2 separate regions of the Homo sapiens genome follow, and region 1 is linked to region 2. Evidence: read pairs that join two places in POLR2A ChIA-PET (ENCODE). Cell type or tissue: PC-3. All regions are shown on one strand. Each heading gives the region's core, and the rest is flanking DNA. Links, peaks and the distances in the headings are about the cores only. Region 1 holds the start of KIF3C (kinesin family member 3C). Region 2 overlaps KIF3C (kinesin family member 3C).

Evidence for each region. Peaks named below come from ENCODE experiments on the same cell type or tissue, not always from the same donor. Only the 100,000 strongest peaks of a DNase experiment are listed, where the experiment ranks them.
Region 1: POLR2A ChIA-PET joins it to region 2 with 13 read pairs; 3 of 35 experiments call an interaction of 5 or more read pairs at or near these places.

The regions. Positions count from the first base shown.
Region 1 is chr2:25,980,586-25,985,954 of GRCh38, reverse strand. KIF3C (kinesin family member 3C) reads left to right here and starts at 3,458. Exons shown (of 8, transcript NM_002254.8): 1 at 3,458-5,369. The coding sequence starts at 4,038. RefSeq lists silencers at 3,210-3,379, 3,520-3,679 and enhancers at 3,669-4,178, 4,179-4,687, 5,197-5,369. In PC-3, for the core only: a CTCF peak has its summit at 1,128; no DNase peak of the experiment used is centred there; H3K4me3 peaks cover 1,550 bases; H3K27ac peaks cover 491 bases.
Region 2 is chr2:25,922,716-25,928,084 of GRCh38, reverse strand. KIF3C (kinesin family member 3C) reads left to right here. Exons shown (of 8, transcript NM_002254.8): 8 at 1-1,487. Among named protein-coding and RNA genes, the nearest start is that of ASXL2, 47 kb to the right of the region's middle. In PC-3, for the core only: no CTCF peak of the experiment used is centred there; no DNase peak of the experiment used is centred there.

The DNA of each region.
Region 1 (5,369 bases), core at 315-5,314, 58 kb before region 2:
TGAGTCCAGGGATTTGAGACCAACCTCAGCAACAGAGTGAGACCTGGCTAATGTTAAAAAATATTGTTTTTTGTTTGTTTGTTTTTGTTTTTTTGAGACAGAGTCTTGCACTGTCACCCAGGCTGGTGCAATCTCGGCTCACTGCAACTTCCACCTCCCGGGTTCAAGGGATTCTCCTGCGTCAGCCTCCCAAGTAGCTGGGATTACAGGTGCCCACCACCATGCCCGGCTAATTTTTTGTATTTTTAGTAGAGACAGGGTTTCATTATGTTGGTCAGGCTGGTCTCGAACTCCTGACCTTGTGATCCCCCTGCCTTGGCCTCCCAAAGTGCTGGGATTACAGGTGTGAGCCACCGCGCCCGGCCTAAAAAAATATTGTTTTTAATTATCCAGGTGTGGTGGCATGCAACTGTAGTCCCAGCTATTCGGGAGGCTAAGGCAGGAGGATAGCTTGAGCTCAGGAGTTTGAGGCTGCAGTGAGCCATAATCATACCACTGCACTCCAGCCTGAGTGACAGAATGAGACCCCTTCTCAAATAAATTAATTGAAATAAAAACAAAGTTAGGACATTTCGGGCAGAGGAGCAGCATGAGCAAACACAAGGAGACACAAAAAAGTGGGGTGTGTTTGGGGGACTTAAGCTAATCAGAGTGGCTGGAGACTTGAGTATGTAAGAGGAAGGAAAAATGAAGACAGCGGTGAAAATGGAGACGCTGAAGTGAACAGCCTTGAATGCAAAGGACAAGAGAAAAGAAAACTGCTATTTCTGGAGTGCCTCCTATGTCGTAGGAGTTTTTGCATACATTATCTCACTTAATCCTGATGTGTAAGGTAAGCCCTCTTTTTTTTTCAGAGACAGGTTCTCACTCTGTTACCCTAGGCTAGAGTGCAGTGGTACAATCATCGCTCACTGCAGCCCTGAACTTACGGGCTTAAGCGATCCTCCTACCTCAGCCTCCTGAATAGCTGGGATTACAGCTTGAGCCACCACACCTGGTCAATGTAAGCATTCTTATCCTCATTTATTCCACTGAAAAAATAGCTGTTCAGAGAAGTTAAATAATTTCCCCAGGATCACATATCTTTTTTTGTGTGTGTGAGATGGAGTCTTGCTTTGTCGCCAGGCTGGAGTGCAGTGGCGCCATCTAGCCTCACTGCAATCTCTGCCTCCTGGGTTCAAATTATTTTCCTGTCTCAGCCTCTCAAGTAGCTGGGACTACAGGCGTGCACCACCATGCCCAGCTAATTTTTGTATTTTTAGTAGAGATGAGGTTTCATGATGTTGGCCAAGATGGTCTCGATCTCTTGACCTCATGATCCACCCGCCTCGGCCTCCCAAAGTGCTGGGATTATAGGCGTGAGCCACCGCGCCTGGCCTAGGATCACACATCTTGTAAGCAACGCGATTCCAATCTCCCTCTCACACAAGAGGATCTGGGTAAGTCCCCTGCCAGGTGGTGACATCAAGTGGGGAGAACAGGGTGAGAATCCCTTTTATCCAGCGCTGTAGTGTCAGATACATTAGCCTAAGCAGAGAAAGGGTATTCAAAACCCAAAGCCGAATGCAACCAGAAAATAGTTGAAGAACTAAAGGCTCCATCCAGAAATCATGTTGTGAGAGCCAAGAGGGGTTAGTCTACGGAGCCAAAACCCCACCCCGTAATTGGTCCAAAAGCCATGTTAATCATAAGCAGTGGAGCTTAATCAAGGAGAGGGTGGAGGGAGGCCAGGGAGCTTCAGAAGCGGGCAAGCTCTCAGCTAAGTCTCAAGCCTCTAGTCCAGCTCACGCTAAAGTTCTGGGATGGGGAAGAGTTAAGGAGGTAAATTTTGTTGAGTTGGAAAACTAAACAATTGGGTCCTCTAGAGGATAACATGCTTGGAAATGTTTTGTGGAAAGACTCTTCTGGTGCCTCTGTGAAGAAGGGTCTCCAGGTTTCAGATAACAGCACCTCTCAATCTGGTTCTCATATGGAGAGTAAAGACAGACAGCTTGGGCTCAGTCCACAGACTCAACTGCCCTCTGCAGAGTGGACCATGGATAGGACTCTGGCTTGGTCCTTGGCCTTGTGGAATTACACTTTATTTGTATCCTACAGGAAAAAAAAAAAAGATTAAGACTCCCATAGAGGAACACCAAGCACAGACATGGTCTATCCAGGATACTCAAGGAAGCAGGAGCTGTCAGGCAATCCAAGCCAGGGCAGGACTTCTCATGGTACAGTACTTCATGATTCATTATTTCATTTGAGCCTCCCAACCATTCCATGAAGTAGTTGTTAATTATTTCTTTCCCGCCTCGAATTTTTAAAAAAATAAATGAGGAAACTAAGGCTGGAGCAAGGGGAGTGACTGCTCAAAGCCACTCCATTGGATGGCCATCAGAACTGGAACTTCAATCCAGGTTTTGTCTTAGGTAAATTCTGTGCCTCTTTCACTATAGAAAAAAAAAAATTGCTAAGGGAAGGCTTCGTGGAGGAGGAGGTGCTTGAACTGCCCAAGTGGCAGGGCACTAAGTGCCGAAGGGTGACCAGGCCTCTGGGCAAAAGCACAAAGATGCTGCACAGCAAAGCCAGTTAAAGAAACAAAACACGGTTCCGGGAATGTGCACTGCTTGAGGACAGGAAGGACCCAGATCCTAGAATGGGGCCTGGGGCTCAGCAGGCGCTGGATAACTGAAGAAATGGCTGTCTGGAACACAGATTTTTCTATAGAGGAGTAGTGGCGGTGAGGCTGCGAAGGCGGAAGATGGAGAGGCTTTCACACAAGGAAGGCGGTGGAGGAGGAGCGAGGGGGCTCCCGGGTGCTTGTGCGGACATAAGGTGCGAGAGAATCAGCTGGAAGGTGGGCTCCAGCAGAGAGAAGAGGAAGGCCAGAAGTAGACCGGGACAGGGGGAGGAAAGGACAGAGTCAAGGAACATTTAGGAGTTCGGTTCCCGGAGGCCTGGCGACACCCTGACGGGGAGGGGTGACGCGCACCCATTTGCAGGCAGAAAGGCAGGAGCAGGGGGGTGTCCGAGGATGGTGGCTCGGAGGGACCAGGCATAGGTGGTGCAAGCTCAGCAGTCACTCAAGGGGTGGCATGCGGATGAGGGAGGCGCCTCCCGGACTGGGGGACCGGGAAAGGCATTAGCAACCTGCCAGAACCCGGTTAACAAAGGCAGGACTACAATTCCCGGCATGCTCGGGCTCGGTGGGGTGACGGCGGGCGGTGGCTGCGCTGCACCCGACTGGTGGGCGCAGGACCTGGGTCGGCACCGGAGCCTGTCATCCCGGAGCGGTCGGCGGGGGTGCAGAGACGGCGATGCGCCCCTGTCCCCCGCACCCGGGCCGCTCCGGGCTCGCGCCTCCCGCCCCGCGGCCCCGCCCCCTGCCCCACCCCAGTCGGGAGGCTTAGCTGGGGCCGCAGCGCGGCGGCAACATCACTCTCGCTGCCGCTGCTCCGCCCCATCCCCTTCTGTTTTTCTCTCTCATTCTCCAGTGGCGGCGGCGGGGAAGGCGGAGGCAGAGGCAGCAGCAGCCGCGCTGGCTGCAATGAATGATCCCCCAGCTTGGGGGGAGGACTCCAGGTGAGCCTCTGCCCTCGGGAGGCCCGGGACCCCCGGCCGCCCACGACCGGCAGCCCACGCTATGGATCCCTAGAGGAAGGAGGAGAAGACAGCTCGCCGCCCACCCCCATCCCATTTTCCTCTTCCTTTATCTCATTGTTGCCGAAGCTGTTTACGGCAGCGCTCCCTCTGCTCCTGCATGGGGCGGGCTCCGGGCACGGCTGCTCGGCAGGCGCTGCTCCCGCGGCGACTGGGGGATTCTGCCTAATTCACCTCCCAGCCGGTGCAGAGAGGACCGGAGAGCGGTGGAGGCCCGGACTGCAGCAGCGTTGGGGCCACCTCCCAGCGTCCCCACCCTAGGAGGCTGCATGCGGATTGAAGAGCTGCGCCTGGGGGCTGGGCCGGCCCCGCTGATCCCGACCTAGCGAGCAGGATAGCAGGACCGCCCAGGCTGCGGAGGGGCTCGGGGGCAGGAAGGTCAGAGCAGCAAGATGGCCAGTAAGACCAAGGCCAGCGAGGCCCTCAAGGTGGTGGCCCGGTGCCGCCCCCTCAGCAGGAAGGAGGAGGCTGCTGGTCACGAGCAGATCCTGACCATGGACGTGAAACTGGGCCAGGTGACCCTGCGGAACCCCCGCGCCGCCCCGGGGGAGCTGCCCAAGACCTTCACCTTTGACGCCGTGTATGATGCCAGCTCCAAGCAGGCCGACCTGTATGACGAAACCGTGAGGCCCCTGATAGACTCCGTGCTCCAGGGTTTCAATGGCACGGTGTTTGCCTATGGCCAGACGGGCACTGGCAAGACCTATACCATGCAGGGGACCTGGGTGGAGCCCGAGCTGCGCGGGGTCATCCCGAATGCCTTTGAGCACATCTTCACCCACATCTCCCGCTCCCAGAACCAACAGTACCTGGTCCGGGCCTCCTATTTGGAGATCTACCAGGAAGAGATTCGAGACCTGCTCTCCAAGGAGCCGGGCAAGAGGCTAGAGCTGAAAGAGAACCCCGAGACTGGCGTCTACATCAAGGACCTCTCCTCCTTCGTCACCAAGAATGTCAAGGAGATTGAGCATGTGATGAACCTGGGGAACCAGACCCGGGCTGTGGGCAGCACCCACATGAATGAGGTCAGCTCCCGCTCCCATGCCATCTTCATCATCACTGTGGAGTGCAGCGAACGTGGCTCTGATGGCCAGGACCACATCCGAGTGGGCAAGCTCAACCTCGTGGACCTGGCTGGCAGCGAGAGGCAGAACAAGGCAGGCCCCAACACAGCGGGAGGGGCAGCCACACCATCCTCGGGTGGCGGTGGTGGCGGTGGAGGCAGTGGTGGTGGTGCTGGTGGAGAGAGGCCTAAGGAAGCCTCCAAAATCAACCTCTCATTATCTGCCCTGGGCAACGTGATTGCTGCCCTGGCGGGCAACAGGAGCACCCACATTCCCTACCGGGACTCCAAGCTGACCCGGCTGCTCCAGGACTCCCTGGGGGGGAATGCCAAGACCATCATGGTAGCCACACTGGGGCCAGCTTCTCACAGCTACGATGAGAGCCTCTCCACCTTGCGCTTTGCCAACCGAGCCAAGAACATCAAGAACAAGCCCCGGGTGAACGAGGACCCCAAGGACACACTGCTGCGGGAATTCCAAGAGGAGATTGCCCGCCTGAAGGCCCAGCTGGAGAAGAGGGGGATGCTGGGGAAGCGGCCCCGGAGGAAGAGCAGCCGCAGGAAGAAGGCCGTGTCCGCCCCGCCTGGGTACCCTGAGGGCCCAGTGATTGAGGCCTGGGTGGCAGAAGAGGAGGATGACAACAACAACAACCACCGCCCG
Region 2 (5,369 bases), core at 60-5,059:
TAGACCCCGTTCACAGTGGGAGGAGTCAATGTCATTCTACCCCTCGCTAAACGAAGATATTAACATCTATTGCTTTTTCCCTTCATCTGTCACAGGAAACAGAAGCCCAGGCACAATCTTTTCCAGCTTTGCCTGTTACCCCTGTTTCTGAATTGCATCTTTAAGGTATTATTTTGTTGAAAATAGATCCTTTATTCACTAGTTACGCAAATTGGTTCCTAGGGGGATACTCCTTACCTTCCTTTGTGATGGCCCAAAATGTCTCTAGGTATCTCAAGTGATAAGTAAATTTCTACAAAAAAAAATGGTTAATGTTCATTGACTGGCTTTTTAAGTGTATATTTTGGAGGACGGGTGAAGAGGTCATAACGAAAGCAAGCGAGTGAATTAGGATTTCAAAGTGCCCTAATAGTGTGAGTCTCCAGTTCCTAGAATATGAAGAGTGCTGTCGTTGGGGTGAAACCATGAGACTGACAGATCTGCCTGAAATGGGGGGTGTGGGAGGTGGTGGCGGGGGTTATTCTCTTTCCTTCAGGAAATGAACCCTTCTTACATCATTCAAGTTCTGCTCTGAGGATCAAGCTTGGGTCTGATTTAACTCAGCGACACTGTCATTTCTGCTTCATTACTGGACTAGAGGGTTGAGCCACCCACTTGCCATTTGCTCCTGTCCTTCCAGGAAATCACAATTTTCATCAGAGCCCAAGAGATTATTTGAGACTCAGGATTCAGATCAGAGGTTCGACTGTGGCTGGGACAGGAGTTGTGTGTAGAAATTCACCAGGTGGCCTGAGCGCAGGGGGACCTCCAGGGCTGCGTTGAGCAGCCTCTCCCACTGACCTCTTTCTCGTTTGTGGACAAAGCAGCACGTATCACCTCATTCATCACTTGGACACATCGCCTTTGCATTGTCTTGTCACACCTCCCTCACAGTCTTATAGCACAATATACCCAAATCAGCCCCCCCAGTCCGAGGGCTGGGCCCGAGGTATGGTCGGAGGAGGAGCTCCTGCCTGCGGTTTTGTGTATGTGTGTATGTGTGTGCGTGTTTGTGTGCGTGTTTACCTCCACAGGGGACACTCTACACTCAGTGTAAGATCTGCTGGGAACAGGGCCACCAGGAGTGGCTGGATCTCAGTCTCTCTGTCTCTCTTTCTCTCCTTTTCCTTTTGGTGTATCAAATATTTGATTGACAAAGTAAGGGCCTTGATTAGGACCAAATTCTCGTGTGTTGCTATGGTCTTTATTTAGGACAACAATTAACAATGCAGTGGCCCATTCTTGTCACTCTACACATATGACTATACGGGACATATGTAATATATAAATATATATATAAAACATTCCCCTCTGTCCCCTTGGCTTCGGATGGAGGCCTTTCTGTTGAGCTGAAATGCACCTGCAGCTGGGTGCTGCCAGCAGCTTGCAGGCCCCAGCCCTGTTCCAATCAATGCAGTTGACAATAAAGGAATGAGTATCGTCACGGAGTTGACTGCCTTACTTCTCTTCCCTTTGTTTCTTCCTACTTTAACTCCCTCCCTTTTTCATTTTCTCCTTTCTCTCTCTTCCATGTTTTTCCAGTAGGGGCTCAAGAGTATATCAGCCAGACGTGGTGGCTCACACCTGTAATCCCAGCACTTTGGGAGGCCCAGGCAGGCAGATCACCTGAGGTCAGGAGTTTGAGACCACCCTGGCCAACATGGTGAAACCCCATCTCTACTACATATACAAAAATTAGCCTGGTGTGGTGGCACACACCTGTAATCTCAGCTACTCTGGAGGCTGAGGCAGGAGAATCATTTGAACCCTGGAGGCAGAGCTTGTAGTGAGCTGAGATTGTGCCACTGCACTCTAGCCTGGGCGACAGAGCAAGACTCCATCCCAAAAAATAAAAATAAAAAGAGCATATGGATTCCAGCTGCAGTTATCAGCACTTTGGAAAAGAACTGGTTGCTTAATAAATGGAGATCTGTTTGCCCAATAGGGCTGGGGAGCAGGTCCCAGGCACTAGTCGGAAGTCTGTGCCGGGACTATGGCAGCAGCTGTTTGTGTTCTAGGCTGGTCGTCCCCAACCAGTTAATTCTGAGCAACTGGCAGATTTCAGAACTGCCTCAGTGGTGTCCAGATTAGCTGTCACTGTCATACTCCCTATGCCCTCATTGATCCACCAAAGGGGTTAAAGGAGGAAAGAATGCATGTAAACCACACAGATGTGCCTGGGCCTGATGGGTGCTGAATTACAATAACTTGAAAGTCTAGGCCGAGTGCGGTGGCTCACGCCTGTAATCCCAGCACTTTGGGAGGTTGAGGCAGGTGGATCCCTGAGGTCAGGAGTTCGAGACCAGCCTGGCCAACATGGTGAAACTCTGTCTTTACTAAAAATACAAAAATTAGCCAGGCATGGTGGTGCACACCTGTAGTCCCAGCTACTCGGGAGGCTGAGGCAGGAGAATCGCTTGAACACAGGAGGCAGAAGTTGAGGTGAGCTGAGATTGTGGCATTGCACTCCAGCCTAGCCAACAAGAGTGAAACTGTCTCGAAAAGAAAAGAAAGACTAGCTTCCCTTATCCTCTCTTCTCAGGACCTATTTTCCCTCCTGCTGGGTTCTAGCCACTAGCTCTCTGTAGTGTGGAGGTCTTACAGGAAATGAAAATTAGTTATTGCTAAAAAACAAACAAACACAAAGCTTTGAACCCTGACTCCTAGGGGAGCACTGAAGTTTGTCTGCTGCAAAAATCAGGCAGTAAACCAACTATTTTGGCACTGACAGTTTTCTTAGAGGGATGTCCTGTCTCTGTGCCAGGCTCTCACCCTGATCTCTAACAGGGTTCCAGGGCTGGAGTGGCTCTGCTGCTTCGGGGGCGTTTGCTAGGTATTGTGTAAGGTGCTTTACACACACAGACACACACACTCACACTCATTTCATTCTCCTAGTGAGAGGATTATGGTGACTGATTGAGAGATGGAAGTAAGCGAAATTAACTAACTGGCTAAAGACCCAGTACGTGATGAAGCTGGACTTGCAGACTCTAGAACCCATGTTTTGCCCTCTTTGCCACACTACTTCTCTAGCCCATGGAAAACTGACAGGCACTATACATGGTTCCCAAGTGGTGACAGCCAGGGACAGAGGACAGAGTGATTTATCTCAATGGGCAAGGTTCGGCATCAGACCAGATCTGCAGACCCTTGCCTAGAGGTCCTATTGTAAAACCACTCATTCAGGACAGGCGCAGTGGCTCACACCTGTAATCCCAGCGCTTCGGGAGACCGAGGCAGGTGGATCACCTGAGGTCAGGAGTTCAAGACCAGACTGGCCAACATGGTGAAACCCCATCTCTACTAAAAATATTTTAAAAACTAGCCGGGCGCGGTGGTGGGTTCCTGTAATCCCAGCTACTCGGGAGGCTGAGGCAGGAGAATTGCTTGAACCCGGGAGACGGAGGTTGCAGTGAGCCGACATGGTGCCACTGCACTCCAGCCTTGGCAACAGAGTGAGACTCCGTCTCAAAAAAAAACAACAACAACAACACAAAACCGCTCATTCCTCCATTAGCAGTGGGATCACCTGTACAGCAGGTGGTTTTCTTGAGCCCCACAGAAACAGCCAGGGGGTAGAAATTCTCCCTTGACCCAGGCCTCTGGTCTTTTGTTGATAGACAGTTCATTGATAAGGAAACTGCCATGTTTCACTTCTTCTTCCAAAACTGGACACCTGCTCTCCACAGAGTTACTTCTTTTTGTTCTCAGAACCTAGAGCTGGGGCGTAGAAAACACTACCCTTTGTCCTTGTCCCCTTGGCGTAGGATGGATGGGGTGAGTGTGAGTTAGAACTCTTGGCTACCACTAAAAAATCATTTAAGCTGGCCTGACCCAGAGGCGTGCTGTGGCACACAAAGGCAAGGAAAGACCCAGGCCTCAGGAATGACCTAGTACCAGGGACTCAAACACCACAAAGACCCTCTCTGTTTCACCACACTTCCTTCTGTGTGGGGTTCACACTCTGTCCTCAGCTGCTCCAGTTCATGATGTAGGAAACACATCTGCTAGCAGCTCTCTGGGTACATGATCCAGCCATCCGGAGAGAGTTAGCATCTTGGTCCCAATGCCAAATTTATGGGAATGGGACTCTGATTTAGCAGTTTGGGTCAGGTAGGTGGGAATATGATGTACGAACAAAACCTCCAAGAGTCCCAAGGCTGTAACCATGCAGATGTGGGGGAGGGATGAGGTAGAAATAAAAGTATTTCTCAAAAAAGATGATGGAAGTAGGAGTGGAGTCGAATGGGCTCTGGGCAGCCAGCACAACAGATGTTCTTTGCCAGTGTGTCCATCACCCAGGAGGATGGCTTTAGAAAATTTTAATCTGGAGCCGGGCATGGTGGCACACGCCTGAAATCCCAGCTACTCAGGAGGCTAAAGGCAGGAGGATCGCTTAAGCCTGGGAATTCAAGATCAGACTGGGCAACATAACGAGACACCGTCTCAAAAAAAGAGAGAAAAAGTGAAAAAGAAAGAAAATTTCAATCTAGGCTCATTTTATTACCCCGGCCATTTTTCTTTTTCCTTTTCTTTTTTTTTTTTTTTGAAACAAGAGTCTTGCTCTGTCACCCAGGCTGGTGTGCAGTGGTGCTATCTCGGCTCACTGCAACCTCCCCCTCCCAGGTTCAAGCAATTCTCCTGCCTCAGCCTCCCGAGTAGCTAGGATCACAGGCACCCACCACCACATCCAGCTAATTTTTGTATTTTTTCAGTAGAGACAGAGTTTTACCACCTTAGCCAGGCTGGTCTTGAACTCCTGACCTCAGGTGAGCCACCTGCCTCAGCCTCTCAAAGTGCTGGGATTACAGGCGTGAGCCACAGCGCCCGGTCTACCCTGGCCATTTTTCTTACAATGTGGTCCAAGAGTTACCTGGATCAAAATTACTATCCTTGGCTGGGCACAGTAGCTCACACTTGTAATCCCAGCACTTTGGGAGGCCAAGGCAGGCGGATCACCTGAGATCAGGAGTTCGAGACCAGCCTGGATAACATGGTGAAATCCCGGTCTCTATTAAAAATACAAAAATTAGACGGACGTGGTGGTGGGCACCTGTAATCCCAGCTACAGGCAGGGGAATAGCTTGCATCCAGGAGGCGGAGGTTGCAGTGAGCCTAGATTGTGCCACTGCACTCCAGCTTGGGTGACAAGGGTGAAACTCCGTCTCAAAAAAAAAAAAAAAATTACCATCCTCAGATTCTGCTTGATCAGGTCCAGGATAAACCCACTGGTAGACACTACAGGTTGCCTTTCCAATATCCATTCTTCCCTTCCTCCTTGCTTAAAAGATAATTTTGTTCAAGAAGGGCAGTGTGCCCAGGTAAAAATA